Regions from separate parts of the Homo sapiens genome. Here regions 1, 2, 3 and 4 are each linked to region 5. A link is a loop called in an ENCODE intact Hi-C map of the cell type or tissue named here. Cell type or tissue: mammary epithelial cell. All regions are shown on one strand.

Region 1 (5,000 bases), 98 kb before region 5:
GTAAATTTTCTTAATCTCCCATCTTAGACTTATTTGGTCGGCTTGGAGTTAGGAAGGAATTTCTCACTGTAGTGCCAAACCTGAAATGGTAATTGTGTTTGAGCAAGTTCCCTGAACATAAGGGGGCGAGGGGAGGAAGAGGAACGATCCAGGCCATTTTTGTTGATACATAATAGTTGCACATATTTTTTCATGTGATGTTTCGATATATGCATACAATGTGTAATGATCAGATCAGGGTAATTGAGATATTTGTTGCCTCAAACATTTTTTCTTTGTTGGGAATGTTTAAACTCTTCTAGCTGTTTTGAAATATACAATAAATGATTGTTAACTATAGTCACCCTACTGTGCTATTGGACATTAGAACTTATTCCTTCTATTATAACTGTATGTTTGTATTCATTAACCGACATCTCTTTCTCCGCTCCCCGCTCCACCCTTCCCAGCCTCTGGTATCTATCATTCTATTCTCTACCTCCATGAGATAACTTTGTTAGCACCCAAATATGAGTGAGAACATACGATATTTGTCTTTGTGTGCCTGGCTTATTTCATTTAACATAATGACCTCTAGTTCCATCCACGTTGCTCCAAATGATGGGGCACCAGCCCCCTTAGTATTCAGTTCTCCTTTAGTCCCTGAACCACATTATCAGTGGAGTTAACTCCTGTGTTAGCTAAAAGACAGGTGTCTTTGTAACCTAGTGTAATCAGCATGACAATTTTCTAAAAAAAAAAAAATGTATATTAAGAATGTGTTGGAGTAGGGGGTGTGGAATGTAAAAGAACTGTGGAACTCTTCATTCTTTTAAGTTCTTTAGAGAAGTGCTCTTATATGTATGCTTTACATAGTTAGGATCAGCATGTATATCTGCTCTTTCCTATTCTGCTGTTTTCACTTAACATTATTTCACATTCTGGTTTCCACCCACACAGTGCACATAATTGCCATCTTTAATGGCTGTGTAACATTCCATTGTATTGAATAGCATGCCAGTTGTTAGGACCGGGCTTATTTTTCTGAGCAGATCTAAAGGCCTGCTGTCTCATAGCACCAGAGGTCTATTTTAGTTCCTGGATGTGGCGACTAGCATGAGCGTGGGATCGCGTGGGATTCCTGAGTCATCAGTGCACAGCACAGCCTGAGTGCTTTGTTAACATTGCTCTCCCACCACCCAACAGCAGAGCCACCTCAGCCTCCCTGGACCAGATCCTGGCACTTACTGGGCACAGGGGTGGAAGTACATTCCCCCTGAGCTGATATTATCTATGTGCCAATAGCAGAAAGCATCTGCCACCTTCTCCTTCCTGGGATAACAATTGTTTCCTCCAGAGCTTGACATGAGAAAAAAGGCAAGGGGAGTGGGAGAACATTTTATTACAGCTGAAGGAATAAGGTACAGATCAGGGGTGCCATGGCTATAGTTCTTTTAGTTGCAGCTATAAAAATACAGCGGGATGAGGGGATGGTTTCAGTATTGGAAAGTTGGGTGACAGTTCTCATTCTCTATACACTTTCATGTCAGAAATTTAAGTTTTGGTCTTCCAATAAAGGGTTTACAGGGTTGAGTAACAAAGCAGTGAGTCCAGGCTTGACCCTTAAGTCAGTCATAGCCATCTTATGGTTAAGAATACTAGTTGGCAGGATTCTCCTGAGAAGAGTGATGTTGTGTTGAGTGCACTTATTACATCTTGCCAGTAGCAACTGCCTTGAAAATAAGTGATTTGAAGATGTTATTGAGAGGAAAGAACAATATTCAAAACACAACTGGGGCTGGGCACAGTGGCTCACACCTGTAGTCTCAGCACTTTGGGATGCCAAGGTGGGAGGATTGCTTAAGCCCAGGAGTTCGAGGTTGCAGCAAGCTATGACTGTGGCACTGCGCTACAATCTGGGTGATAGAGCAAGACCCTGCCACTAAAACAAAAATAAAAACACAACTGGTATGGCCCAAACACCCAACACTTGAATCTCTGGGGGATTTATAACTAGTTTAGCTACTACTGGTTTCCATGCTCCAACCCTGAATTATCACTGTTCTTTCTTAACCTTTGCTGCGTGCTAACTATATGACTCATTTCCTACAGAGGTCATAGATTGCTTAACAACCCTGCTGACAGAGTGCTACTGGCAGGTAGACCTAACACATGAATGACAAGTGAGGACTGGAGTGCAGGAATTGAAAACCATTCAGAGCAGAAGGACCTCTCTACCTATTCATAGTGAATTCTCTAGTCAGAAAGCCCAGGTCTGTCCCTGAAAGATAAGATAGAAACATACCCAGAGCCATATGAGTGAATGATAGGCCAGGGTCATTCATAAGCTGCAAGTGCCTCTGACGGGAGCTACATTCTAAACATCTTGGAGAGTGACCAAGACATTGACAACTAAAGAAAAGAAACCCCAAGGCAACCACTTGCCTTTAAGAAAATTTGCCCTCCAGGCTCAAGAAACTATCCATTTCTTGGTCCCTGGGCTGCCCCACTGAGAAAGAGATTTGTAAAACCTCTTTGGCAGATTTAGGATTCTGAAAGAGAAAAATATGGGAGGCGTTGGTTGTAATTACCCTAGATTCTCTATTCACTTTGTACTTGACAGTCTAAGACATCTCTCTTTGGGTTGTTTTCTACAGAAAAGTGGATACCTATCCCAGAAGGGGGACTATAGCTTTCTAATGATCTCACCGAGCTCCTTCCCTAAATCAACATAATAGTAGCTAATATTTAATATCCTACTTAGGGTGTGCCAGGCACTATTCTAAACATTTTTGTGTGTATCATCCCTTTTAAACTTTACAGCAGGCCTTTGAGGTAGGCACTGTTATTCCTGCCTTCACTGGGGGAAATTGCCTGGTCACCCAGCTTGGTAAGAGGTTTGGAAAGTATATTAACAGCCTGTAGCAACACAATTAAGATTCACTCAAAAAGAGATTTTTTTTCTTTACATGACTAAGGGTACACTGATTGTATTGGGAGGAGGGTATCTAAATAACTTTTTGTGATTGATAGATTCTATGTAGGAAAATTTGGTTGACACCCAGGAACACCTACATTGCACAAAAGGAAGTATGCCAATATACTGAAATTCAGTTGTGTTAGATGTTGTTCAACTTAGATTCTTCACCCAGCTCACCTTCATAGGGTACAATCCCATCCCTTTTTCCCATCCACTTTCTCTTCTCTATTGGCTGAGAAAGTATGCCTGCCTCATAAACACACATGTTATAAAATGTGCATGATCCAATTTTCTTACGGTTTGTTGATTCGTAGTCTCCTGCCTCATAAAACTCTTATTCAGGAGAGAGATTTGTTGCATCCCCAGGTGAGAATGATTGTCAGCAGAATTCTCCAGCGATATTTATCAGGCAAATTGGAGGAAGGTAGATGGGCTGAAAGGCCAAAGAAGACCCAGGGAGGATACAGTATTTTTGAACAGAGTAGAGCACTGGCTTGGGCACATGAGATCTGGATTTTTAGGAGCAGCTCTGCCAGCCATCAGCTGTACCATCTTGGGCAAGCCACTTAACCTCTCTGCACCTCAAGTTCCTCATTTTTATAACAACAGGGGTTGGACCAGAGGCTCTGTAAGGTTCCTTTCAGCTTCATAATTCTAAGCTGTGCCTCAGTCAGAATCCTATCAAAGACCTATAAGGTGCTTGGGATGGTTTCCTTGAAGATAAGAGCAAATGATGCAACCATCTACAGTGTCAGACCTTCCAGATGGGGTTGTAAGAGGGATCTTTCTGTACAAAGTTTCTATCCCTCAGAAGCAGTTATGAGTTAGTTCATTTATACTGCTTGGTGAGATGGTATAGGGTAGAGCAAGGGTTATGGAGTAGGACCTTAGTTTGAAAACCATTTCTGCCACCTCCTGTCCCAGGGTCCCCAGGGAAAAATTATTTAACCTCTCTGAACATCATTTTCTGCCTCTGTAAGATGGTGGTGGTAGAATCAACTTCAGAGGGTTTTGAAGATGAAAGGTAATTATATATATAAAGCACTTAGCCCAGCACCTGGCAAAATGGAAGTGCTGAATCAACAATGTGTGCTACCACTATTGGTGTGCTTATTGATATTAACTTAATTCTCCTGACACGGGCATGGATATACTTCAACATTTTTTTTTTGAGACCGAATCTTACTCTGTTGCCCAGGCTGGAGTGCAGTGGTGCAATCTCGGCTCACTGCAACCTCCACCTCTGGGGTTCAAGCGATTCTCCGACCGCAGCCTCCCAAGTAGCTGGTGTTACAGGCTCGTGCCACCATGCCCGGCTAATTTTTGTATTTTTAGTAGAGATGGGGTTTCACTATATTGGCCAGGCTAGTCTTGAACTCCTGACCTCAAGTGATCCACCTGCCTTGGCCTCCCAAGGTGCTAGGCATGAGCCACTGCACCCGGCCAGCATTTTTTCTTAAATAAAGCTTTCTCTTTCTTTCTGGCTTTAAGTAGCTCTAGAGTCAGAAAGATCGGGATTGAATTCCCTGCTCTGCTTTTTTTTTTCCTCACCCCCAAATTTTAAAATTCAATTTAATTTCTAAATTGATATATATGTACACATTTTGTGGGTATGTATGATAATACATCATCTAATTTATGAAGATCAAATCAGTGTAATTGGGATATCCATCACCTTTAATATTTGCCTTTATGCTAGAACATTTGAGTTATTCTCTTCAAGCTATTTTGAAGTATACAATAGATGATTATAGTCACCCTACCAATCTGTCAAACTGTATATATGTATCCATTAATCAGCCTCTCTTCATCTCCCGCCCCAACCCCCACCGCCCCGCACTTTCCTGTCCTCTGGAAACTGCCAGTCTATTCTCTATCTTCATGAGATCCACTTTTTTTGTAAGCTCCCACATGTGAGTGAGAACATCCTGCTCTGCTTTTTGTAGGCAGTGGGACCTTGGGCAAATTTGACTTTTCTGCCCCTTAGTTTCCTCATCTGTGAAATGCAGTCAGGTATAGTGCTTACCCCCAAGGGTTGTTG
Region 2 (5,000 bases), 200 kb before region 5:
TGAGACCAGCCTGGCCAATATGAGGAAACCCCGTCTCTGCTAAAAAATACAAAAACTAGTTGGGCATGGTGGCACACACCTGTAATCCCAGCTACTCGGGAGGCTGAGGCAGGAGAATCACTTGAACCCAGGAGGTGAAGGCTGCAGTGAGCAGAGATTGCACTACTGCACTCCAGCCTGGGTGACACAGTGAGACCCTGTCTCAAACAACAAACAAAAAAACTAATCCATCTCAATAACTCAATCTTACTTTCTCCACTCCTATTTTCCCCACTTCTCCTTGATTTTGCTTTTAATCTTTATGCTCCTAAATTTGTCAGTGCTAAGTTAAAGCTGCACAGTTCAAAAGCCAAACTGGTGGCCAGACTAAGCATTTTCAGGAGACAAATATTCCCATTTATTCACTTAATAAATAATTACTAAATGTCATCTATTTGCCAAGCACAAGTCTAGTTACCAGGGATAAAATAATAAAACAATCAAGATCTCTGCTCTCATGACACTTACACTGAAGGGGGAGGTGAGAGTCAATAAATAAGTATACAACTAAGACTGGACATGGTAGTTCACACCTGTAATACAGCACTTCGGGAGGCAGAGGCTGGAAGATCCCTTCAACCTAGGAGTTCAAGACCAGTCTGGGCAACACAGTGAGACAATGTCTCTACTTAAGATTTAAAAAATTAGCTAGGCATAGCCGCACGTGCCTGTAGTCCTATCTACTCAGGAGGGTGAGGCAGGAGAATAGCTTGAGCCCCGGGGGTCGAGGCTGCAGAGAGCCGTGATTGCGCCACTGCACTCCAGCCTGGGTGACAGAGCAAGACTTTGTCTAAAAAAAAAAAAAAAAAAAAGGAAGAAAAGTAAACAATAATGAATATAATACACAGTGATGTGATAGAAATGAAGTGGAGATGGGAAGCTACATTGTAACTTTGTAATAAGTGTTCAGAGAAAACCTCTCTGAGGTGACCTTTAAACTGAGATTTGAATGCCAAGAAGGAACCAGCCCTGTGAAGATCTGGTGGAAGAGTATTTCATGGAGAGAGAAGAGGAAGACATGCTAAGACTAAGACCTTAAAGCAAAAAGAGCTTTATGTGTTAAAGAAACAGCAGCTTGGCTGGGCAAGGTGGGTCACACCTATAATCCCAGCACTTTGGGAAGCTGAGGGCAACATAGTGAGACATTGTTTCTTTTTTTTTTTTTTTGAGACAGTCTCACTCTGTCACCCAGGCTGGACTGCAGTGGCGCAATCTCTATCTCGGCTCACCACAACCTCCGCCTCCCGGGTTCAAGCAATTCTCCTGTCTCAGCCTCCCAAGTAGGTGGAATTACAGGCGCACACCACCATACCCGGCTATTTGTTGTATTTTAGTAGAGACTGGGTTTCACCATGTTAGCCAGGCTGGTCTCGAACTCCTGACCTCAAGTGATCCACACCTGCCTCAGCCTCCCAAAGTGCTGGGATTACAGGCGTGAGCCACCACGCCTGGCCCAACTCTGTCAAAAGAAAGAAGAAAGAAAGGAAAGAAAGAAAGAAAGGGAGGGAGGGAGAGAGAGAGAGACAGACAGAGACAGAAAGAAAGAAAGAAAAGAGAAAAGAAAAGAAACAGTAGTAACATCAGTCTGGAGGGAGTGGAATGAAAGAGGTAAAAGGTAATGAGCGATGAAGTCAGAACGTAGCCAGGGACTAAGTTCATATTGGGATTTGCAGGCCAGAGTAAGGAGTTTGGATTTTAAATGTCATGGGAAAACATAGGGGAAGGGGGAAAGGTTAGAGAGGGGAGCAATACCACCTGATTTGTGTTTGACGATCATGTTAGCTGCAGTGCAGAGACGAGAATGTTAGAGGTCAAGGAGCGGCAAGAAACCAAATAAAAGGCTGTCGCAGAAGTCCAGAAGAGGTTTGACTGTAGCCTGCACTAGGCCTAGGGTGTAGAGGTGGAAAATGATTGGATTCGTGCAATGTTTTGGAGTTAGACAAAGTAGGCCGTGATAAAAGAATTGGATGTAGGGAAAAGGGAAGAGGAACCAAAAATGACTTCTAAGTTTTTGGCTGCAAATAGGAAAAACTAAAGGAATAGTCGGAATGACACTTACTCAATCCCACCTCCCTGGAACAGATGAGGCCAGATCAGGAGAGGAATATGTCCAAACCAGTGGGACGTTACAGGTTCCGAGTTATTTCCTAGGTTCCTAGGAAAGAAGGGCAGGGGAGCAGCTTCTGACCCCACCCAGTTGAACCATCCCAGCGCTTCCCAAGGATCCCTGGTGCGAAACTGGCTACGGAAAACCCGACCGCAGTCACACCTTGCAGGATAGTCCCACCCTCAAAAGTAAAAAAATTCTCTTCGCCCCCATTTCGCGCGGTGCTTAAAAGTACCTCCTCACCTAAGACACTCTACCTGCAGCCGCACAGGCCTCTGACCACCGAATGCCGCCTCCGGAATTCAAAGAAGCTGACTCCACCCCACGCATGCGCTTCCGCGCAGACCCAGAGGGGCGGCTGGGCGGAGCAACGCACTCAGCTGAAGCCTGATTGGCTAGAGGTGGCGGGAGGCTCGGTGGCGGGAGGTGGCGCGCGCGACGACGCTGGCGTAGAACCAATTACGGAGAGCGGCTTGCCCCACCCACCTGGGCCTGTGAGGAGAGCAGCGAGTGGGCCGTTGCTGCTGGAGTCAGCTGATTGGCTGGCGTTCCCACTGTGCTAAGAATATAAGAATGTTCACATTCGTCATTTTGCGTATAACGGGACAATTCGTGTCTCGGTTCTTGAATTTAACATGATCAATTATAGTGATTATTTTGCCTAGGCTGACCCCAGATGTCGGGACTTTGTAGGAAAATGTGAAACCGCAAATTTCACAATAAAGGTGGCTTCTCCCTGGCCGAGACTTAAGTTAAAGGGCCTGTCGCTTTCCCCGTGTGAACCTAGGGCGTGGGAGGAAAGAAAGGCTGGGTCTGCCCTCCTTTTACCGACAATGGGTATGGATATCCTCCAAGGTTTTCTATAAACCGGCTGTCAACATGTAACTATTCCTAACCATGAGGAGTTAATTGACCTTGAAAACAGCCACAAGGGTTTAGTCTGAGCTCTCAGCTTAGTCCCTAATTTAATCTCTTATTAGAGTAGGAATAAGAGAGAAAAGATAAATTTAATGACTCTCACTGAGTTGTTGAGACCAAAACATACCTATAAACTTTAGGTAAACTTGGCGGGGGGCGGGGAGGACTGCAGTCTTAGAGATGAATAATCAAAGTTTAAGTTTATGTAGTTGGGAAAGGATACAGCAAAAATAACTTTACCACATCATATATGGTTTTCAGAATAGTTTCACCAACTCTTATTTAATCATGCATGACAACTGAGGCTCTTCAATTTTTTCTGATAGATGTTGTCCTTTAATAAAGTTGAAAATTTCTTGAATCATTTTTCATGTTTTTAATCATGTTTCATAGGCTCAAAGAAATGTAAATTGGAAGGAAATTTAAGGTTTCAACATTCTTCTTTTTGTAGATGATTAAACTGGAGCCCTGAGTGGTGAAATATCTTGCCTAATGTGACAGGTCTGTGGCAGTGCAACTTGTACCACTTTGTGGAGAGATATATATATGTAGTGAAAGATAGTGATTCACCTTTGATACACCTTCAATTTTCTCCGAAATCATTTTTCTAACTTCCCTTGGCATCACCTAATTAAGCAAAACTCCTAAAACCTGGACATTGTATTGAGATCCTAATTATGTGGCTTTCTGTCTTGCATGCTAACATCACAAAAGTGTGGGGGAGCGTAAATAAAATTGGAAAGTTGGGCCAGGCGAGGTGGCTCATACCTGTAATCTCAGCACTTTGGAAGGCCGGGCCAAGCAGACTGCTTGAGCCCAGGGGTCCGAGGCCAGACTGGGCACCATGGCAAAATCCCGTCTCTACAAAAAATAAAAAATTAGCCGGGCATGGTGGCGTATGCCTGTAGTCCCAGCTATTCGGGAGGCTGAGGTGGGAGGATCACTTGAACCTGGTAGATTGAGGCTGCAGTGAGCTGTGATCCCACCACTGCACTACAGCCTGGGCAACAGAGCAAGACCATGTCTCAAAAAAAAAATAAGAAAAAGAAAAAAAGGAAATTGGAAAGTTGGCAACCTTATTAGCATATTAAGTGATTAAACTCCCTCTTCTCTTTCCTCTCCTCCTTCAGCCAGACTCAGAAAAAGAGAGGCTAAATCCTTTGATATGATCCTTACTTTCCAGATTTTCAGTATTTGTCCAGACAGTTTCCTCCAAATTTCAAAAAGTTTTATTTTGAAAGAATGAGAGAAATAAAACAGAGAGGTATCAATTACCAAGAACAATTACACTGAAGAAAACACAATAATAAGTACTCTTCCCACACAACCCCCCCCATTTCCCCATCCCTGGCACAATAATATTAAAACCACCAAAGCACACCTAACAAGGAAAAACAACAGTACGTAATGAAAAAAGCAAATGTCCATACTGCTCAGTCCAACTAACCCTTATGAAATGTCCTTCCCCCAGCTAAACCCTACCCACTGGAATGATAAAGAAATGTAGAGACAACCCTAGGGGAGACTTGGAACTCTGCTTATACTAGCAAAGCTCAGTGAAGAATCAGTAAGAGTAGTGAATCTGTTTGGCAGTGAAACACTGGATATAGCTTCTTTTTCAAATTTTGGATGATTGCAGAGAACAGGTAGAGTTTGAGGCTCACAGACTTCTAACAGGACTGATCCCTGTTCCCTCAACCGTAACAGTGGAGCAGCTGCCAAATCCTGGTTGGCTGCTGAGAATAGTGGAAGTGAGGCAACTTTGGGCTTAAGACAATCTGAAAAAGATGTCTGGAAACAAGTTTACTGCTTCAGTTTCAAACTGTGAGTAAAGGGTTTTAATAGGTGGGGCTTGGACAAAGGCAAGGTGAAACTTCCTATATTATCACTTGAAGAATTAAACTATCAATTTGACTGCATGCATCCCTTGTTTTAA
Region 3 (5,000 bases), 390 kb before region 5:
TCCCAAATACATGGAAAATAAGATTAGAAATAAAGTCTTGGTTCATTGTAAGAACATAAAATTGAAAAACAAATAATGAAAACAATAAAAAATAATAAAATAAAAACTTGGGATCCAGCAATCCCACGTCTAGATGTATATCCTAAAAACTTGAGATCAGTGTGTCAAAGAAATATCCGCACACACATGTTCACTGCAGCATTACAATAGCTAAGTTATGAAATCAATCTAGGTATCCAACAAGTGAATGGATAAATATGTGGTATGTGTACCCAGCTGAATACTATTCAGCCTTTAAAAAGAAGGAAATTCTGTCATTTGCAACAACGTGGATGAATCTGGAGGATATTATATTAAGTGAAATAAGCCAGGCAGAAAAAGACAAAAATCACATATTCTCACTTATATGTGGAATCTAAAATAATTGAACTCATAGAAGCAGAGAGTAGTGTTGGTTATTACAGGCTGGAGTAGCGGGAGGGGCATTGAGGAGATGTTGATCAAAGAACAGAAAATTTCAGTTAGGCTGGTCCAATAGTAGTGGGATATTATCACAACTTATTAACATTAATGCCACTAAAGTTGGTATACAATCTCCCACTTCCAAATTTGGCTTTTAAAATTAAAAAAAATGAAAGTTGCAGTTAGGGGGAATAACTGATAAGTATTTAAGGTGATGGATGTGCTCATTAGATTGATTCAGTCATTTCACACTATATCATAACATCATTGTGTACCCCATAATTATATATGATTATAATTTGTCAAAAAAAGATTAACTTGGAAGAAAGTATTCACTTCACCAAAGGTATATATATATATTTTAAATAAAAAGATCCATCTTAGGAGTTCTTTTAAATAGCTTTTGGGGGCATTCGAAGTAAGTGGTGATTGTGAGGATTATATGAAATGATAGACCTAATGCACTCAATGTAGTACTGGGCATACAGAATGCACACAATAAAGGGTAGTAATGAATGAAAGGGTAGTAACGAATAAATCAAATCAGATTTTATGTTCTCCATAAAACTCCATCTCAAAAAGAAAAAAAAAAGAGACTCCGTCTCAAAAAAAAAAAAAGAACTGGATTCCATGCTGGGCGCGGTGGCTCAGGCCTGTAATCCCAGCACTTTGGGAGGCTGAGGTGGGCGGATCACTTGGGGTCAGGAGCTTAAGACCAGCCTAGCCGACATGGTGAAATCCTGTCTCTACTAAAAAATACAAAAATTAGCCAGGTGTGGTGGTGCATGCCTGTAGTCCCAACTACTTGGGAGACTGAGGCAGGAGAATGGCTTGAACCTGGGAGGCGGAGGTTGCAGTGAGCCGAGATCGCACCACTGCACTCCAGCCTGGGCGACAGAGCGAGACTCTGTCTTGAAAAAAAAAAAAAAGAACTGGACTCCTAACTTTTCCCCAGGGTAGCTCAAAGCTGTTGTTGCTGGCTCTAGAGTCATAAAAAACTGCCTGGTCTCCCATGGACTGCTTAATTTCTACTAATCCATTAATGTAGGTGAAATATTGAAAATCAAGCCCTTGTTTACTTCAAATCATCACAGAACATTTATGCAAGTGGTTTCTAGGCGAATTTCAGCTTTTGGTTTGCATTCTTCCCTACAGAGGTTAGTTTGCTTAGGTAGCCACCAACGTGTTGTTGAATTGTAGTCTTTTACCTGAGAGTCTAAGAATATGATTAAGAAGACGAAATCATGTTTCATAACAGCTCTTATTTCATTTGTTCATCAAATTACATCATGTAATTTGGATTGACTTTGGAAAATCTACACATATTGGAGAGGAGCTAAGGTAACGTCTAGAAATAATTAAGTTATGTCAAATAAGGTATTGTCTAACTGTACACACATCATTCTAGTGAGGATTATGGGCAAGATCTTGTATAATTTAGCCAGTACTACCAGAAGTGGTCAGGAGAGGGAGCAAGAGGAGTTTTTAGTGATGGTTTTCTTTTTGCTTTCATGAACTCAAAATCAAGACATGAGTGAAAGCCAGGATGAAGTTCCTGATGAAGTTGAGAACCAGTTTATATTGCGTCTGCCTCTGGTAAGAACTTGTATCTCAGAACAAATATCTTCATAATTATAGTTTAATTATAATTATAGTTCTACTTGGATTCTGACATTTCTATTTCAGGTAGGCTATAAAAACTCAGAACATTTGTTTCCCAGGAATCATGTTCTGTTAAGCAGTCCTATCATAGCGTGTACTTTTTTGGCAGCATTTTTTCCTCCTGTACAATACCACCTATCATGCAGGTTGATTTCCTGGCAAAACAGCTGTGACAATGATGGACCCATTCACTTACCACCAATACTAACAGCCTGTTCCCTGGACAGCCAAGATACGGCTCCTCTGAAATCCTTTCTGTCACCTCAAAAGGGGCAGTGAGAAGGGCCAGCATTATTCACCACCATGCAAGACTTTTAAAGCTCATCTCAACAAGTATTTGGCTCTCTTCCCCCACACTGATACCTGTATTCAAGCAATTACTTAGTCTAGGCAGCTATATTAAGGATGGGGTTCAGAAACCTATTTCCCTAATTAGGGTTACTTAATATACCAAGCAAACTGCAACTAGGTAAGCCTTTCTTTAGCAACTACAACAGAAGGGTAGCAGTGAGAGGCAGGATTGTAGAGCTAGGAGAAAGCATTAACTGTAGCTACTAAGAGACAATTATGAGTTTAGAGTCAGCTTCATCCTAACTTGACTTATACAGTGCACAGTATCTCATGGTACATGGTCTTGTTAGTAACATTTGGGAGGTGTAAAGTTTTATTTAAGGGAGGGCTTTCTTTGATATATCTATTCTGTTAGCTGCCAAGTAGATGTTTAGTTCTTCTGATTTTTCAATTTACCTCCTTTTTAGGAACATGCTTGTACTGTCAGGAACCTAGCACGTTCTCAAAGTGTCAAGATGAAGGATAAACTAAAAATTGACTTATTGCGTAAGTAGTTAATATCCATTCACTATACATTGAACAATAATTTATTAAGGGATTGCTATGTGCCATACACTGTACTTGGTACTAAGGATGTGAAAAATGATAGAATATGGTCTCTGACTTGATGGACTCATGCTTTAGAGAGGCTTAAGTCCTCTTCTTTTAAGAGGAAAGGAAGTAGGAATATTGCACCTTGAGTTGAGTGATTATCATAGTGTGTTTAAGGAAACTTGGGGGTCAACTGTGGGGTTTTTATACTGCTGGTAGCCTCCCATATATAAACTTTATGATTTCTGAACATCCAAGGGAATGACAAATGGATATGCCATTCTTTGTTTATAAAGGTGACATGTATTTCTTTCTTTCTTTCTTTCTTTCTTTCTTTTTTTTTTTTTTTGAGATGGAGTCTCGCTCTGTCGCCCAGGCTGGAGTGCAGTGGCGCAATCTTGGTTCACTGCAACCTCTACCTCCTGGGTTCAAGTGATTCTTCTGCCTCAGCCTCCCAAGTAGCTGGGATTACAGGCACATGCCACCATGCCCGGCTAAGTTTTGTATTTTTAGTAGAGACGTGGTTTCACCATGTTGGTCAGGCTAGTCTCAAACTCCTGACCTTGTGATCCGCCTGCCTTGGCCTCCCAAAGTGCTGGGATTACAGGCGTGAGCCACCGTGCCTGGCCAGTGACATATATTTTTCTTTTAAATAATATTTGTTATATTGGCAAATTGTACATCCAATAAAGTGGTTAATATCCAAATATATAAGGAACTCAAACAACTCAATAGCAAGAAAACAAATAACCTGATTTTAAAATGGGCAAAGGATCTGAACAGATATTTCTCAAAAGAAGACATACAAGTAGCCAAAAGGTTCATGAAAAAATGCTCAGCATCACTAATCATTAGGGGAATGCAAATTAAAACAACAGCGAGATATCACCTCATACCTGTTAGAATGGCTTTTATTAAAAAAAAAAAAAGAACAATAACAACTGTTAATGAGGATGAGGAGAAAAGGGAAACTTTGTACCCTATTGGTGGTAATGTAAATTAATACAGCCTTTTTTTTTTTTTTTTTTTTTTGAGATGGAGTCTTGCTGTGTCACCCAGGCTGGAGTGCAGTGGCGCGATCTTGGCTCACTGGAACCTCCACCTCCTGGGTTCAAGCAATTCTCCTGCCTCAGCCTTCCGAGTAGCTGGGACTACAGGCATGCGCCACCACACCTGGCTAATTTTTTTGTATTTTTGGTAGAGATGGGGTTTCACCATGTTGACCAGGCTGGTCTTGAACTCCTGACCTCGAGTGATCCACCCACCTCAGCCTCCCAAAGTGCTGGGATTACAGGCGTGAGCTACTGTGCCTGGCCTACAGCCATTATTTTTTTTAAATGGTATGGAGGTTCCTCAGAAAACTAAAAATAGAACAACCATGTGATCCAGCAACCCCACTTCTGTGAATATATTCACAGAAGGAATTGATATCAACATGTTGAAGGCATATCTCTCTGCACTCCCATATTCATTGTAGCATTATTCACAATAGCCAAGATATGGAATCAACCTAAGTGTAAATGTGATACGTATACACAATGCTATACTACTCAGCCTTTTAAAAAGAACAAAATTCTGTCATTTGGGACACCATGGATGAATCTAGAGGCCATTTGCACCAAGAGCATGTGTAAATAAATAAGTAAATAAGTAAATAAATAAATAAATGTTTCCACACAAGTTTATCTGCCTAAAAAACACACAACCAAAAATAAATAAATTTTGCTAGTTTTTTTTTTTAATACAGAGAAGCATATAAAGGAGAAAACAAAAAGTGGCTCATAATCTCACCAGTTAGTTAACACTTACTGACATTTTTTAAAAAAGATAATATAAGTTCATAGTTAGAAAATTCAAATAAAACAGGCTGGGTGTGATGGCTCATGCCTGTAATCCCAGCTCTTTGGGAGGCTGAGGCGGGCGGATCACTTGAGGTCAGGAGTTCCAGACCAGCCTGGCCAACATGGCGAAACCCCGTCTCTACTAAAAATGCA
Region 4 (5,000 bases), 310 kb before region 5:
GGTGGGGGTGGAGGTTGCAGTGAGCCGAGATCATGCCACTGCACCCCAGCCTGGGTGACAGAACAAGACTTTGTCTCAAAAAAAAAAAAAAAAAAGGAAATGATGTCAGAGAGAAAAGCCTACTGATGAGCCTATTGAGAGGATTAATTTAGGACTACCTTGAGGGTCTTGGGGGTCTCCTGCTGGGGCAAGGCTCAAAAGCAATGTAGGGAGGGTGGGAAGTGACAGTGAGACTCTGTTTTGACTATACTAATGACTATCAAGCAGGGATCTTTAACCTCATTCCTGGCTTTCATGTTTATTTAGTGTCTATTCTGTGCACAGCAGTGCCAAACATTGTAAGGGATACAAAAGAAGCAACAAATAAGCTTCCAAACTGTGATTAAATTGAAGTGGGAAAAATATTCTGTAGTTTCTGCCCATAACTTAATTCCAGATTGGAGAATACAATGTAACAGCTGCACTAATTGCTTTTATTTTACATACAGCACTTAGATTTAGGGCCTCTTGAACTCAATTCACAAACTGACATAAAACCATGTGTGAGTACTTCTGTTTGTTATAGGATTGCAGCCAGAACTGTATAAAATTCTCTGTTTATATTCTTTGCTGCACTGGTCTCTCGTTGGACTGGTATTCCATTGTCTTTAAACAGTAACTAACCCACTGAAATATTTCTGGTCCTTCCAGGGATCCCAAGGACATATACACAGTGGGTTAACACCATCAGCCATTCCTGTATCAGCTCTGCTGTTTTCTCTCAAATCCCTTTGCCATTTGAAGGTTTTGTTTTTGTTTGCTGCTCTCAATGGGCTGAACCTCAGAAACAGTGGGCTGGTGAACAACCATTTGTGAACAATCTAATTGTGAGAGAAGCAGGACAATGGCAGACTGAGCAGAATGAACCCTAAGCATCAACAAGCTATGAACCCATGTATCGGTACACTCTCCAGATTCCTCAGAGTTCCACACACCTCCCACTTAGGGTAAGAAGGCTCACAGTGAGGGGGAGGTATGAGGCAGAGGCAAGTACTTTTCTATGATTATTTTTCTTTTCTGCAAGACATGCTCAAAGAGTTCTCCTTTGATAGTGTGGGATGGGTTAGGTGTAGTTCATCTTGAAAGCAAAAAGACAGCCTCTTTCACCCATGTGAATCTGATTATACTTCCTGACTCCCACAGAGATGAACCAAGCACCCACGTTGTCTAGTCTTTTCTTCTGTCCAAGCTAGCCAAAAGATATCCTCTTACTGAAAGCTTGCAGCTACTGCTATTACTATTACTACTGCTTTTTATCACTGTTTCCTGCTCTTGGAAAACCTCAGCCTGATAGCGCAGGAACTGAGAAATTAATTCTGACCTCAAAAGGGGATAGCGTCTGTGAGACTTGCAAGAGGGGCTGATATCTGCCAGTCACTAGGCAGAGAAGAGCATTCCAGGCTGAGCAAACAGCATGAGCAAGTGTGCAGAGGTATGCAAGTGCATTGTTCTCATATTCAAGTTCAGGAAAGTTAATAGTCTAGTGGGGCTACAGGGAAGGCCATCAGAGCAGTGAGAGTGATGCCAAAGAAACCGGAACAAGGTAGAGTGGGGCAGATTTGTGAAGCACATTGAATGCCATGTTAAGGGAATTAAACTTTCTTTTTTAGGCAATGAGGCGTTCTAAGCAGATGAAACACAATCCAATTCACGTTTACAGAGAACTCTGGCAGGAGTATGGACGTTTGATTGGCAGAGATAAGGAGACTATTTAGGAGGCTCTAGCACGGGTCTAGATAAGAAATCAGAACCACATCTAGGGTAGTGGTAGTGGGTACTAAAAGGTGGCAGGTTTGAAAAACACTAAGAAATAGTAGTATGTTGCTTAAAAAAAACCTAGCTCTCTGGAAAAGCCAGGAAAATAGACTTCACTAGGAACAAAATTGGCCAGCACCCTGATTTTGGACTTTCCAGCCTCCAGAACTGTGTGGAAATAAATTTTGTTGTTTAAGCCACCCAGTCTGTGGTATTTTGTTATGGCAGCCTGAGCACACTAATACACATAGTATAAGATCAATAAATAGTTGCTGAATGAATATTCAAGTGTTAGGACTGATCCTAACATTTGTATTGGAATTAGTATTTTTTTAGAGATAAGATCTATTAAGACATAATGAGAAAATAGAACTAAGAAGAGGTACCACGTGACAGATTGTTGGCGATGGATTTTTCTCTGATGTAAGCTTTGCTCTGTGAGGCTAGTGAGGGGTTTCTTGCCAGGGTTTACAACAGTATCACTAGCTAAAATATCTTTCCCTGAGGATATCATATTCTTCCTCCTCCATTCTTGATTTACTTATGACATTAGAAATGCAATGGGAGGGCTAGGCACGGTGGCTCACACCTGTAATCCCAGCACTTTAGGAGGCCGAGGCAGGCGGATCACTTGAGGTCAGGAGTTCGAGACCAGCCTGGCCAATATGGTGAGACCACATTTCTACTAAAAATACAAAAATCAGCTGGGCGTGTTGGTATGCGCCTGTAGGCCCAGCTACTCGGGAGGCTGAGGCAGGAGGATCGCTTGAACCTGGAAGATGGAGGGTGCAGTGTGCCGAGATTGAGCTACTGCACTCCAGCCTGGGTGACAAAGCAAGGCTCTGTCTCAAAAAAGAAAAGAAAAGAAATGTAATGGGAGGCTGGGCACAGGGGTTCACGACTGTAATTCTAGCACTTTGGGAAGCTGAGGTGGGGGAATTGCTTGAGACCAGGAGTTCAAGATCAGCCTGGCCAACACGGTGAAACCCCATCTCTACTAAAAATAAATAAATAAATAAATAAATAAATAAAATTAGCTGGGCATGGTGGTGGGCACCTGTAATCCCAGTCACTCAGGAGGCTGAGTCAAGAGAATCACTTGAACCTGGGAGGCAGAGGTTGCAGTAAGCCAAGATCATGCCACTGACTCATGTCTGACTTTTTAAAAAAATGATCTTTTCCCCTTCCTTACCCCTACCAACCAGCAGGGTGCATTCTCTACTCAATATATCTCTTGGCTTCTGCTTATTTCCATACGGGGGTACTGTGCTGATTGCTCTACATGCATTCTCTGAATTCATTCTCATGACAACCCTAGGCATCTAGCGCAGTTTCTGGCAAATAATAAGTATTCAATAAATACTTTTTAAAAGATTAGCCGTGTAACAATAACAGTAACTAACATTTATTTTGTCTTCTATGGGTCAGCATCCATTCTAAACACTTCACATACATTAACACATTTAATTTCAACAACACAAAGAGGTAGTGACCATTATTATCAATTTTAGAGATGCTTACCAATTATAACTTTTTAGTGCTTTTGGCTCTAATGGGTGTCAGTTGCTGGCAGGAGTTGTAGTGATAGCAATAGTATTTTCAGCCCTAATCAAGGTGGTAATACTTGGGTAGATCTAGACTGATTGTGATAATGTCTCTAACAGTGCAACAAAAGTTACAAGCTTGTGGGCTCTACCTCAGGACTATTAGTTTCTGATTTTTGGGTATCACTCTTCTTCCTTTTGTCCCACTCCCTTTTACTATGCCATGTATCCGAAATCTCTGTAACTAATTTTATTTCAATAGTTTTTGGTTACATGGATGAGTTATTTAATGGTGAATTCTGGGATTTCAGTGCACCCGTCACCCAAGCAGTATACATTGTACCCAATATGTAACCAATTATTTTAAGAGTTTGGGTCTCCCTCTGTCACCCAGGCTGGAGTGCAATGGCATGATCACAGCTCACTGCAGCCTCAAACCCCTGGGCTCAAGCTATCCTCCCACCTCAGCCTCCCGAGTAGCTGGGACTACAGGCATGCACCACCACTCCTGGCTAATTTTTAAAAATGTTTTTGCAGAGACGGGGTCTTGCTATGTTGCCTAGTCTGGTGTCAAACTCCTGGCCTTAGGCAATCCTTCTGCCTCTGTCCCAAAATGCTAGGATTACAGGTAAACCATCGTGCCCAGCCAGTAACTTTTTTTTTTTTTTTTTTTGAGACAGTGTCTCACTTTGTCACCCGGGCTGGAGTGCAGTGGCACAATCTCAGCTCACTGCAACCTCCGCCTCCCGGGTTCAAGCGATTCTCCTGCCTCAGCCTCCCGAGTAGCTGGAATTACAGGTGCATGCCACCACGCCCAGCTAGTTTTTGTATTTTTAGTAGAGATGGGGTTTCACGATGTTGGTCAGGCTGGTCTCGAATTCCCGATCTTAGGTGATCTGCCTGCCTCGGCCTCCCAGAATGCTGGGATTACAGTCGTGAGCCACTGCGCCTGGCCAACTAATTCTTTTTATTAAATTCCCTTTTTGGAACACCAAGAGTAATTTCTCTTTACCTAGCTGGACTTTGAATAAGACCTAAAAGAACTTAAAGATGAAACTACTGATTCTCTATTGACAATCTTTGAGAAACAGTGACGATTACCAGAATAGCAACAGAGGGTTGAAAACAACAAAGCATTGTACTTTTTCAAAGCTTTGGGTTTTTTTGCTTTTGTTTTTGTTTTTTTGGAGACAGAGTCTCACTCTGTCACCCATGCTGGAGTGCAGTGGCATGATCTTGGCCCACTGCAACCTCCACCTCCCAGGTTCAAGCGATTCTTGTGCCTCAGCTTCCTGAGTAGCTGGGATTACATGCATGTGCCACACACCCGGATAACTTTTTGTATTTTTAGTAGAGACGAGGTCTCACTATGTTGGCCAGGCTTGTCTCAAACGCCTGAGCTCAAGTGACCCCCCAACCTCAGGCTCCCAAAGTGCTGGGATTACAGATGTGAGCCACTGTGCCCGGCCTTTTAACCTTTTATATTGTAAAGAATAACACATACTGAAAAGTGAGCACACAAATATATAACTCAATGGTTTACCAGGAATCAAACAGCCATGTAACCAGCACCCAGGTCATGAAAAAGAACATCTCCAGCAGCCCAGAATCCCCCTGCCAACCACTAAGGCCTTTCTCTTCCACTTAAGTAATCATTAACAT
Region 5 (5,000 bases):
CTCCTCCTTCCCATTCTTTTCAGTCTGTCTATTGCTTGTCCTAAGTGCTATCTCTTGCCAAGGCTGCTGTGAAATGCTTTTGGCAAATCTTCCCAGTAAGCTGCCCCAGACCTTGGAACATTTCAAGTCAGTTGAAAAAAAAAAAGGCAAGCCCTTGCACCCTTCCTTCAGGGAGTCACCAGACAGATCAAAATACACATCCACAATGAGAAGAGGTCTGTATTGTTTCCTCTGGCAAAAGCAACTTGCACCAAGAATGTAGGCTGCCATTTTCATAGGTGCCACTGATCTGGTGAGTGAGGACAGCAGACAGGCAATTTTAAATGCCAGAGTCTTCAGTTATTACAATGTAGCAGCTTCTTTATTCATTAAGCTTTCCCTTGGTTAGTGTAAATTGTTGACTAGATTCCAAAGTATTGTGAAAGTTGCTTCTGACAGTTTGACAGCTTATTAGTTACCTTTATGGAGGACAGAACCCTGGAATTATCTACTCCACCATTTTTAGTGACCTCGGCTTTTAATTTTTGTGTAAGGACAGCACTGCCACTCGTAACATGCCTGAGCCAAAACCAGATGTCCCTTCATTATTTTTATGCACAAATTGTCTTATCATTGGCCAGTAGAATCCCCTCCAAAGTGGTTCCTTGTTTTTTTGACAGAATCCCAGTAATCTTTGATAGCTTCCTTGCTTTCTGCTGCAAGATGTCCTAGGCTCATCTCATACATTTACTGACCCCGACCTGGATAGCAATTTCTCCAAAGGATTCTGACTCCTTCAGTGGGAAATGGTATTGAAAGACCAAAGGCTGGGTGCTAAAGGTCTTTTTTTTTTTTTTTTTTTTTGCTGTTGAGTTGTCATTGCTTCTGGGCTTTTCGGTAGAAAGAACTAGGAAACACACACACACACACACACACACACACACACACACACACACACACATATATATATTTGTGGGATTTTTTTTTTTTTGCCCAGGCTGGAGTGCAGTAATGTGATTTCAGCTCACTGCAACCTCCACCTCCCCGGTTCAAGCGATTCTCTTGCCTCAGCCTCCCGAGTAGCCAGGACTACAGGCATATGCTACTATACCCAGCTAATTTTTGTATTTTTTGGTAGAGACAGGTTTCACTATGTTGGCCAGGCTAGTCTTGAACTCCTGACCTCATGTGGTCCACCTGCCTTGGCCTCTCAAAGTGCTGGGATTACAGGTGTGAGCCACCGCATTTGGCCGAAAAAGATATTTTTAAATGTGAAAAATATAATGAGTTTATAAAGCTATTTCCAATTCAAATTTAATGGTACAGGGTTTTACCCAATTTCTTTATCTTGTACTTGTGTCTTTTTTCTCTTACCCTGACAATCTTTGTTTCTAAGTATATTAACTTCATACTTATTTGCTTAATTCTAAACAAACCAATAATAATTTAAAAATAACAATACCAATATTACTATTAACATTAAGACTATGGAAAGCAGTTTAAGATTTCTTTGTGCTTCATTTTGTCCTTAGATCATATATCATTAGGGATGTACGGTCAAAATATTGTTTTAAAGTAATTTGAAGGTATTCTATTTGTATGATTATGCCACCAACTTGATAAACAGTGAAGTTCATTTGTTTCAGTTTGTTTTTAGTTTTTTGGGATTGATTCTTATTTTCCCTTTGAGTTAATATTATTAAAAATTTTTTCTAATAATTTTTTTACATAGGGTGTCACTCTGTCTCCCAGGCTGGAGTACAGTGGCACAATCACGGCTCACTGCAGCCTCAAACTCCCGGGCTCAAACAATCCTCCTGCCACAGTCTCCTAAAATGCTGGTATTACAGGCGTGAGCCGCTGTGCCTGGTCACTTAATTTTATTTTTAATTATGCTTCCAAAGATGAAACTAGTTAACAAGATACATCCAGAGAAATTTAGCTTCCGTTCCTATTACTTCATCCTGTTCCCTCCTTCCCCCAGTTTTGTAAGATTGTGGTTCATACTTTTAATGTTTCTTATTTAAAAATATAAGCAAATATATGTATAACCACACATGTATGTGTGTATTTCCCTTTTTGTACACAAAGATGATACATGATAAAAACTGTTCTTTACCTTGATTTTTTTCACTTCATACATCCAGAGATCATTCCATGTGAATATATGAGAATTATTTTCCTTTTTACAACTGTGTATTACTCCATTATGTGGTTATATTGGGTTTTTTCAGTCTTTTAATATTATAAATAATGCCAATAAATAGCACTGGGCATATGTCATTCTGCATTTTTTTCCAGTATGTCTTTGGAATAGATTCCAGGAAGTGAGATTGCTCTATGTATTAACAAGTTCCCCTCCAAATGGGCTATACAATTTTGCATTCCCAGCAGCAATGTGTGAGGGAATCCAGGTCTTTTTATATCTTTCCACAGAGCCAGTGTGGACCAAATTGGTAACTCTGAGTTTTATGGCCTGGGAGAGACTTCACCTCCCTCACCACTCATCCCACAGAAATACACCACAGCTCACATCCTATTATTTTTCCTATTACATACCCTGTGCTTAAAACAAATGGGTTGCCTAGCAGGAATGAGCAACCCTTTGTGGCAAGCCTTGTCTTGTTATGAGCCACTTCTCAAGTTTGCCTGGCTGCCTGTGGCTGAGGAAGGTTCTGAAACATGTTAAACAGCCCTGACAGCCTGATTGCTAATGAGTCTACATTGTCAGCTGTCTACACTAACCAAGTGATCTCGCCCATGAACCTGTGTCTGGAGGGTATACCCCAGTATACACAAGGCAGAATGGAACATCAGATGTTCATCTTTCTGCTTCTCTGAAGTGCTTGCTTTCTATTCATTATTACCAACATTGAAATAGACCCAATGGAGGCCCCGCAAGACAGACCCATCATTGTTTTTGTTGTTGATCTTTCACCTGTGGTGCTGGCCTTCACTTCCATTTGCTGCCTCTCCCTGTGTCTCCTTGGAGCTCTCGCCATCTTGTGGCAGGTCAGCAGGCTTCAGAACGGAAATGTCGACTTTACCTAAGTGTGAAGAAAATCAAATCCAAACTCCTTACCATGCTATACTGTATATGTGCAATGTATACTGTTCATAATTTGCTTCAAAATGCTTCAGTACCAGCTGTGTGATATACCTTATTTCATCTATTCTAAAATGCATATCTTTTTCACTTTTAATCACCTCTGAAATTAGGATGAATTTTACCATTAATAATATGTCATAATTTAATTAACAGCAAATTTTCTTTCTGGGTGCAGAAAAGAATGATGAGTCTTACAACCTATGACATTTTGGATTCATGAATTAATTATTTAACAAAATATTGTGTCTGTCTATGAAATGATCTTTTGAAATACCAGCCTAGGCTGGGGACAGTGGAGGTAGGAAGAAGGGGTGGATTTAGTATATACTTTGAAGTGGAGGAGAAACCGGTAATGTTTATTCATACTGATAAACAATTTTTACAATTCATTGTTAATTAGTTTTAATCCACACTCTGGGGGTGGTTAGTTAACATCCGAATTATTCTAATCAGGAATACATACTCAGGAGTGATTAGTTATTATTTGAAAGATCCTACTCAGGTGTTTACATCCCAGAAGTAATTATACCCCAGGATATTCACTTTTTCCTGTCTGAACTTGCACTAACTCAGAAATTCTTATACTTTATTTTTGCCATGGTCCCCTTTGGCCAACTGGTGAACCCATTTCAGAGTCATGCTTTTAATACCCAAAATAAAATACATAGGATTACAATCAAAACCAATTGTGTAAGCCTGTAGTTACAGCACTTTGGGAGGCTGAGGTGGCAGGATTGCTTGAGGCTAGGAGTTTGAGCCAGTCTGAAGAACATTGGAAGACCAGCCCCCCATCCCATCCCACTCCTCCCCACTGCCTCTACAAAACATTTAAAAATTAGCTGGTCATGTTGCTGTGCACCTGTGGTCCCATCTACTTGGGAGGCTGATTACTCCCCTGCCATCGCTTGAGCCCCGGGAGTGGAGGCTGCAATGAGCTATGGTTACACCACAGGCTGAAAAAAACATAAATGCATTCAAATGCAGATATCAAAATATTAAAGATGCAATTTATGACATTAACATGTGCTTCTTCACCCTCAGGTTTATTAAGGTATGATTGACAAAATTGTATATATTTATGGTGTACAGCATGATGTTTTGATATCTGTATGTATTGTGAAATGACCAAGTCAAGCTAATTTAAATATAATTATCTCACGTACTTATTATTATTATTTTGAGACAGAGTCTCGCTCTGTTGCCCAGACTGGAGTGCAGTGCCGCAATCTTGGCTCACTACAACCTCCCCCTGCCGGGTTCAAGCAATTCTCCTGCCACAGCCTCCTGAGTAGCTGGGATTACAGGCATGCGCCACCATGCTAGGCTAATTTTTGTATTTTTAATAGAGATGGGGTTTCACCATGTTGGTCAGGCTGGTCTCAAACTCCTGACCTTGTGATCCGCCTGCCTCGGCCTCCCAAAGGGCTGGGATTACAGGCATGAGCCACCGCACCCGGCCTACTTTTTAAAAAATTTTTATTTTAGATTCAAGTAGTACATGTGTATGTTTGTTACATGGGAATTAAATGTGTAATGGTGAGGACTGGGCTTCTAGTGTACACATCACCAAAATATTGAACATTGTACCCAGTAGGTAATTTTTCACCCCTTCCTCCTCTCCCACTCTCCCTCCTTTGGAGTCCCCAGAGTCTATTTGCCCCATCTTTATGTCCATGTGTGCCATTTGTTTAGCTTCCCCTTGTAAGTGAGAACATGCACTATTTGATATTCTGCTTCTGTGTTGGTTCACTTAGGATAATGGCCTTCAGCTGCATCCATGTTGCTGCAAATGACATTATTTTGTTCTTTATTGTGACTGTGTAGTATTCCATGGTGTATCGCCACCACATTTTCTTTATCCAATCAACTGTTGGTGGACACTTAGGTTGGTTCCATGTCTTTGCTATTGCAC

The links. Hi-C counts contacts between places; a loop is a spot of excess contacts. Peaks named below come from ENCODE experiments on the same cell type or tissue, not always from the same donor. Only the 100,000 strongest peaks of a DNase experiment are listed, where the experiment ranks them.
Region 1: it touches region 5 in a loop (4-fold over the local background); 6 of 110 quality-filtered maps call a loop at or near these places.
Region 2: it touches region 5 in a loop (19-fold over the local background); 6 of 110 quality-filtered maps call a loop at or near these places.
Region 3: a loop joins it to region 5, with 18 times the contacts of the local background. A loop is called at or near these places in 32 of 110 quality-filtered maps.
Region 4: it touches region 5 in a loop (33-fold over the local background); 27 of 110 quality-filtered maps call a loop at or near these places.

The regions. Positions count from the first base shown.
Region 1 is chrX:100,991,711-100,996,710 of GRCh38, reverse strand. It overlaps a transcript of TRMT2B not described here. Among named protein-coding and RNA genes, the nearest start is that of ARL13A, 25 kb to the right of the region's middle. In mammary epithelial cell, no CTCF peak of the experiment used is centred here; DNase peaks (open chromatin) are centred at 1,030 and 2,110; H3K27ac peaks cover 2,147 bases.
Region 2 is chrX:101,095,638-101,100,637 of GRCh38, reverse strand. TMEM35A (transmembrane protein 35A) reads right to left here. Exons shown (of 2, transcript NM_021637.3): 2 at 4,271-5,000. CENPI (centromere protein I) reads right to left here and starts at 2,434. Exons shown (of 22, transcript NM_001386188.2): 1 at 2,390-2,434; 2 at 2,099-2,194. RefSeq lists an enhancer at 2,671-2,730. In mammary epithelial cell, no CTCF peak of the experiment used is centred here; a DNase peak (open chromatin) is centred at 2,567; H3K4me3 peaks cover 1,116 bases; H3K27ac peaks cover 1,423 bases.
Region 3 is chrX:101,284,536-101,289,535 of GRCh38, reverse strand. TAF7L (TATA-box binding protein associated factor 7 like) reads left to right here. Exons shown (of 13, transcript NM_001168474.2): 2 at 1,991-2,058; 3 at 2,883-2,961. The coding sequence starts at 1,993. Among named protein-coding and RNA genes, the nearest start is that of TAF7L, 4.3 kb to the left of the region's middle. In mammary epithelial cell, a CTCF peak has its summit at 1,923 (motif pointing right); no DNase peak of the experiment used is centred here.
Region 4 is chrX:101,204,684-101,209,683 of GRCh38, reverse strand. No RefSeq gene overlaps it. Among named protein-coding and RNA genes, the nearest start is that of DRP2, 13 kb to the left of the region's middle. In mammary epithelial cell, a CTCF peak has its summit at 3,009; no DNase peak of the experiment used is centred here.
Region 5 is chrX:100,893,534-100,898,533 of GRCh38, reverse strand. It overlaps a transcript of XKRX not described here. Among named protein-coding and RNA genes, the nearest start is that of NOX1, 22 kb to the right of the region's middle. RefSeq lists an enhancer at 2,640-3,141. In mammary epithelial cell, a CTCF peak has its summit at 2,977 (motif pointing left); a DNase peak (open chromatin) is centred at 2,613; H3K27ac peaks cover 1,458 bases.